Regions from separate parts of the Homo sapiens genome. Here region 1 is linked to region 2. A link is a contact called in ENCODE Hi-C or POLR2A ChIA-PET data. All regions are on one chromosome and are shown on one strand. The core of a region is the stretch at or near the end of the contact, and the rest is flanking DNA. Distances in the headings are between cores, read along the strand shown.

Region 1 (3,477 bases), core at 161-2,660, 170 kb before region 2:
TTTTTTTATAAAGTGTAACTAGGCCAGGCGCGGTGGCTCACGCCTGTAATCCCAGCACTTTGGGAGGCTGAGGTGGGTGGATCACGAGGTCAGGGGATCAAGACCATCCTGGCTAAGACGGTGAAACCCCGTCTCTACTAAAATACAAAAAATGAGCCGGGCATGGTGGCGGGCGCCTGTAGTCCCAGCTACTCGGGAGGCTGAGGTAGGAGAATGGCGTGAACCCGGGAGGGCGGAGCTTGCAGGAACCGATATCGAGCCACGGCACTCCAGCCTGGGTGACAGAGCAAGACTCCGTCCTAAAAAAAAAAAAAAAAAAAATTGTAACTGAAGGAAATCAGTAGTTTTTGTTTATATTTCCAGGCATGCTTCTCTGATCATGGGGAAAGTTCAGCAGTTCATAGTTAGTCACCATTATGCCTCTAAACATACTTACTGCACCTCAGATTCTCACCGAGTGTGTTCCTTTCTATAGCCTGCCTGTCGACGTGACCTTGGCAGTGTTTGCTGTGGGGGCCCAGAGCACAGAAGGCTGGGATTTTCTTTATAGTAAATATCAGTTTTCTTTGTCCAGTACTGAGAAAAGCCAAATTGAATTTGCCCTCTGCAGAACCCAAAATAAGGAAAAGCTTCAATGGTGAGTCCGTCATTCATTCATGTTCATGTGGCCAAGGGAAATTAGATTAGATTAGATCATTCTGGCATCTATTTTTGTTTTCTTGGCCAGGAATTGCCTATCCTGCTGGGAACATACTGCAAGTCAGCACACATCTAATGAGAAAGGCAAATAATTAGGGAGAACCAGGTGTTAGGAAAAATATTTAAAGGTGTATACATTTGTGCATCTTTAAAATGACAACATATTAAAAATATTTACTAGAGCTACTCTTCCTTAACTATTCTTTTGAGCAAATGAGAGGGTATATGAGAATGGGTGTTATGAACACTATATAAATGTTAGTTTTTATTATGTAGCTATAGTGGGTTTATCAGGATTGTGGTTACCCATTTATCTTTTTAACCTTTGTTACTGGCAGACTTTTTTTTCTTTTACAAGTAATTTTATTGCAGTGATTCATAACTGTTTCATCACCTATTCATTGCTAACATTTCTTTTCTTAATCCTTCTAGGCTACTAGATGAAAGCTTTAAGGGAGATAAAATAAAAACTCAGGAGTTTCCACAAATTCTTACACTCATTGGCAGGAACCCAGTAGGATACCCACTGGCCTGGCAATTTCTGAGGAAAAACTGGAACAAACTTGTACAAAAGTAAGTGGTGCCAAAAATTGTGCTGTGACTGGATAAGTTCATAACCTTACTGTGTTTTAGCCTTGCTGTTTGTAAAAGAACAGTAACAGTCTAAAGGTACTTTTTGATTGAAGATAGGCAGTAGAAATACCTAAAATATTTGTAGAAAACATAAAACTGGACTTCAGTGCTAACTAGTGAATCTGGACAGGGATGTTTTCCATTCCATCTGGCATAACCCCTTCCTGAGCCCATGGACATATCTGAAGCCTTCCTCCTCACAGTTCAGCCCAGGCCTTCCATGAACACATTTGCTTGTTCACATCTGTCTTTGTCTAACTCTTATAGCATTTCCTGCTTCTGTCATTTTCTGTTGGATACTTAACCTTTTATTAGGCTGTTGGTGTGTATTATTCTTTACAGCTAGATCTTAACCCATTGGATAGACATCATATTTTGTATTTTTCACACCGATCAGTTTTTAGCTGAAAGCTATTATATATAGGAGGCCCTTAAAATATATGTTAAATGAATAAGTATTTCACAACCCGTTTTTGAATATTTCCCTCTCTAGGTTTGAACTTGGCTCATCTTCCATAGCCCACATGGTAATGGGTACAACAAATCAATTCTCCACAAGAACACGGCTTGAAGAGGTAAAAAAAAAAAATCTATATATATATTTTTAAACATAAATGAAAATTAGCTAATTAATATGGGGTAGACAAAATACTTTGAGGGTGTGGTGAGTTAGAAATGGATTGTCATTTAGAAGTTATTTTTGGATGCTATGGTGTTGACAGCAGCATAAATCAGTTGCAATTAAACTAGTGAAAACTGTGCCTCTTCTCAGACACGTTAAGAGGTCTTAGCTCTGCCAGTAAAAACCTTAGGACTTGAAGAAAATTACTTGAGACAATTAGTCCTTGTTTAAGGATGTTAAAAGTGGGCACTGAGGTATAAATGACTGAAGTGGTCATCCAGCTGTTGCTAAAGAGGCAGGTCCGGAATCTAGGTTCTTTATAAACCATCCAAGTTCATGGTTCCCTGTCACTTATTATGTAACCATCTACCTTCAGAAAGAATTTCAGGCAGCTTTAAGATCCATGTATAAAAGAAATGTTAAAATGAAGGACAAAAAGATACATAATGGACAGGTGATAACCATGTGAGGGACTTATGGCTGAGGATAATTCTCGCAATTGTCCCCTGAATTTATCACAGACATTCCTGGAAGTCAAGGAAAAATGAGGAATCAGTATGAGTTATTCTCATTGTCTGGTAAAAGAGAACATGAAGCATACACATTTTCTACAAAAGCAGACTTTTCTTCAGTCCTAAACTCGAGGACTTTGATGTGTGGGCCATTGAGTTCTGTGGTGTCCCTTCTATAATAAGGTTTCCTATAGTAAAGTTGTGGAACAAATTTTACAAGGCTCTTAAACTGTGGTACATTTAGATAAAAGCTGAGAGGCTAATATTAATTTTTTTAGGAGTGGTTCCATTGTGTAGTCTGGTTACACTATTTTCTAGCTTGAGATGGGGAGAGAGCTTTGGAAATGAAAAAGAATGAAGGGTTGTTACAGTCTCGTAGCTTTTTTCCAGTTTTCAGTAGCCTCATCCAGGCTTGTAAAATTAACTTGCATATAATAATTCAAGCTTGAACTCCAGCGAGGTCTAGAGCAGAGATACTCTGTCTGATGACTGAAGAGATGTCCAAAGCCTTGACCAGAAAGGTAGTCATCTATAGACAAGATCTATAGCAACAAAGCATTTCATTCATTCACTTGTATTCTCATTAATTCATTCAAGACATATATGCCACACATGGTTTTAGGTTATGGGGCTGTAACAGTGAACAGACAGACAAAACCTTTGCTGTCACGGAGCTGAAATTTCTGCTGTGGGAATCAGACAATTACAGACAAATCAACCAATGTCAAGTAGTTACATGCTCTGAAGATGAATAAGGCAAGGAGAGTGATTGGGATAGAGGGTTGGTGCTGTTTTATAGGATGATTAGGAGACATTTGAGAAGATATCGAAGGAAATGCCAACATCTAGAGGAGTATTGTGTGCAGAGGAAATATCAGGTGCGAAGATCCTGAAGCAGGGCATGAAAAGTAAAGAGCCCGAGATGTTATCATAATGGAGAGCAAACTACGGACATATAAAATACGGGAGTCATCCTGAATCCTTTCTTCCCCAGACATCTAACTACGCAAG
Region 2 (3,284 bases), core at 662-3,161:
GAACACCATCTAATCAGCTGCCGGCATGGCCAGAATATAAAACAGGCAGAAAAACGTGAAAAGACTAGACTGGCCTAGCCTCCTAGCCTACATCTTTCTCCTGTGCTGGATCCTTCCTGCCCTTGAACATTGGACTCCCAGTTCTTCAGTTTTGGGACTCAGACTGGCTTCCTTGCTCCTCAGCTTGCAGATGGCCGATTGTAGGACCTTGTGACCATGTGAGTTAATACTCCTTAATAAACTCTAATATATATTTACCCTATTAGTTCTGGTTGTCAAGAGAACCCTAATACCAGAACATTTACACTTGCCCTAGTATAAGTCACTGAGTCTCAGTGGCATGGACCTGTTCTCGGGACCCCTCTTTCCCAGCAAATGCTTGAAGCAAGAACCATTAAATAATAGGACGGCTGATAATCTCCTGATTCCCTACTCACTACCATACACCTCCACCTGACCCCTCTTAGGCTCCCTGGCCTCCTTCCCTGGGGCCTGGCGTGGTGGAGCAGGTTGAATTCTCCCTCAATGTGCGTCTCAGCCAAGGACAGCCCACAGAATCCTTGTCTGTTTCATTCTCCCTGTTGCCATTGGCACATTAGCAAAGCAATCTGATAGACTGGACTATGTGAACACACTCTGGGAGACAGCCCTGTGCAGCAGCACAGACAGTGCTGACTGAGTCAATGGGAGAGATGGTTATGGCAGAGTAAGGGGAGAGGAGGAAGTGAGACCTGCCTAGGGACTGCCAAATGCCATCCTGTACAGCTGCTCTTTGGCTTACGATGGGATAAACTTACTGGAAATAGAAAATATTGTAAGTCAAAAATGCACTTAATACACCAAAGCTGCTGAACATCATAGTTTAGCCTAGCTTACCTTAAATATGCTCCAACAATTACAATAGCCTGTGGTTGGGCAAATCATCTAACACAAAGCCTGTTTTATAATAAAGTGCTGAATATCTCATGTAATGTATTGAATATTGTACTGAAATTGAAAAACAGAATTGAATTGCTGTATGGGTACTCCAAGTACAGCTTCTACTGAATGCATATGATTTCTGCACCATCGTAAAGTTCAAAAATCTTAAGTTGAACTATTGAAATTTGGGGGCTGCCTATACTAGGCTAAAGCCTACTCACAGCTCACTCAAGGCAGCGCTGAGGGCCTCCCCAGTGCCCAAATTATTGCTTTTAAGTAACTAAAAGGCAAGAGAATATAATGAACTCATTAGCCTTCTTAGTGACAGGTGCCTCATTTTACCAAGCTTAGGGTGGGAGCAGTACAAGATGATGGATCCTTTTCATAATTCAACTATATATATATATTCAGTTTTTAAAAAGAAAAAAAGCACTGAGGAAGAGGGGTAATCTGGCACCCCTGGGGAGAGGCTGGGCCTAGGCTTTGGATGGAGGTGGGTCCCTGGCATTATTCTTGGATTTCCTCTGAATCTTTGGACTCTGTTTCAGGTTTATCTGCCTGAATAGCTTCCCGTTCCCCACAGTGAATGAATCATTTCCTCTTCTAATCCCCTGCCAAACATTTCAAATCATGTTTCCTTTTCTTGGTTAAGTACCTAAATTGAACTCACTGTGATGAAAAAGCAACCCATGGAAAACAGTTTTCATTCTCATTTATAAGCCTCCTGCCATAAGGTTTTTGGGAGAAGCTCGTGGGCATGTCCCGGCTGGATGCTTTTGCTGAAAATCCCTTGTCAACACTGAGGCGCTGTAGTAGGTAAGATTGCACACAGCATCAGGAGTGAAAGGCCCTGATTCTGATTCACTTCACCGCAATAACCTAACGAGTCAGGCATTTGCCAACAGCTAACACTCCATCCAGAGGGAAATGGAATCATTTGAGACAAAATGATGAGCTTCTGCTGCCATCTGGTGGAGTTCTCACCTTTAATCATGTTAATTAAAGGGTTCCTCACCAGAAAATGCTGTAGAGTTAGTGGTGGTTCTGGAAGGGGTTCCTTGGACCGGCAGCATTTGTATTACCTGGTCACTTACTGCTGATGATATATTGTTAGTTACTTTATACCTTAGATTCCTTCATTACAAAATAGACATAAAACATCTAACTCATAGGGCTGTGAGGATACCCAGCCTCACAATGCAGATAAATGAACAACAATTTAAAAAACAGTATAAGGCACCCAGTATTAAATCTAACAAAAGATGTGCAATTATTTTAAAAAGTATAAAATTTCATTGAAAGACATTTGGGAATACCTAAATATTTGCAGGCTCCACCCCAGACCTACAGGATTAAGATGTACATTGTAATAGAAGTCCCAGGTTATTTGTATAGAGAATAAAGTTTGAGGTACTTAACGTTTTCTCCAGGGAGATAGGTAGTTACTATTGTTGTTGTTGTTTTGTGCCTTTGAATACCCTTAAGTTGTTTCATTTAAAAATGCTTTAAAGACAATCATCAGAAGACAGAGTATGGATTGGAGGTTAAGAACACAGAATTTGGGGTCAGATAGAACTTGTTTTGCATCCCGTCCCCATCACTGACTACTGATAACATGGTGAGTTACTTAATCTTTCTGGACCTTAGTTTCCTTAGCTAGAAAATGAACGTGAAAATATCTAACTCATAGGGTTGTGAAGACTTAAACAGAAAATACAGATAGCACAAATAGTAGTATTACAAAATCTGAAGTACCTAGTATTAAATCTAACAAAGGATGTGCAAATATGAAAAAAGTATGAAATTTCATTGAAAGACCTTCGAGAATACTTAAATGAAAGGAGAGATGAAACCATGTTCAAGGATAAGAAGAAAACTGTCATTCATCTTCAAATCCATCTATTCTAATGCAATTCAAATTATAACCTCAACTGGATTTTTATTGCTGAACTTGACAAGCTTATTTCAAAATTTGAATGGAAGAAAACAGCTAGGAATAGAAAATTCTGAAAGAGAAGAAGATGGAGAGGGTCACTCTACCAGATATCAAGACTTATTATAAAACTATAGTAGTTCAGGCAGTGTGCTATTGGCACAGTGATGGATGACTTGCCAGTGGAACAGAATAGAGAGTTCAGAAAGAGACTCATACATATTTGGAAATTGGATACATGAAGCAGTGGCATTACAAATCAATAGAACATGCATGGGCTAACTGATAAACATTAATTGGTTACCCACAGAGAAAAATTACATGTACTGTGTATTTACACATGTATATATGTGTGTATGTATGTATATATGTGTGTATATTTATTTAGACTTCTTGTTTATATCATACACAAAGATAAATTGTTACCCCG

The links. A loop is a pair of places that touch in the nucleus more often than their neighbours do. ChIA-PET counts read pairs that join two places held with the same protein, here RNA polymerase II (POLR2A). Pooled maps may share reads with other maps.
Region 1: a pooled map shows a loop between it and region 2 (2.5-fold over the local background). The contact joins two enhancer-like sites. A Hi-C loop is called at or near these places in 2 of 50 pooled maps. POLR2A ChIA-PET finds 5 or more read pairs at or near these places in 2 of 52 experiments (GM12878 and activated CD4-positive, alpha-beta T cell).

Annotation. Positions count from the first base shown.
Region 1 is chr5:96,778,853-96,782,329 of GRCh38, reverse strand. It overlaps ERAP1 (endoplasmic reticulum aminopeptidase 1), which reads left to right. Exons shown (of 19, transcript NM_001040458.3): 16 at 476-637; 17 at 1,132-1,272; 18 at 1,826-1,907. Among named protein-coding and RNA genes, the nearest start is that of ERAP1, 27 kb to the left of the region's middle. RefSeq lists an enhancer at 759-1,958. Within about 2 kb of position 1,410, at least 2 of the 41 ENCODE cell types and tissues checked have a DNase peak (open chromatin) inside an H3K27ac peak, as active enhancers do.
Region 2 is chr5:96,612,803-96,616,086 of GRCh38, reverse strand. All of the region lies in intron 4 of LOC101929710 (a long non-coding RNA gene), which reads right to left. It also overlaps a transcript of CAST not described here. Among named protein-coding and RNA genes, the nearest start is that of CAST, 48 kb to the left of the region's middle. Within about 2 kb of position 1,911, at least 17 of the 41 ENCODE cell types and tissues checked have a DNase peak (open chromatin) inside an H3K27ac peak, as active enhancers do.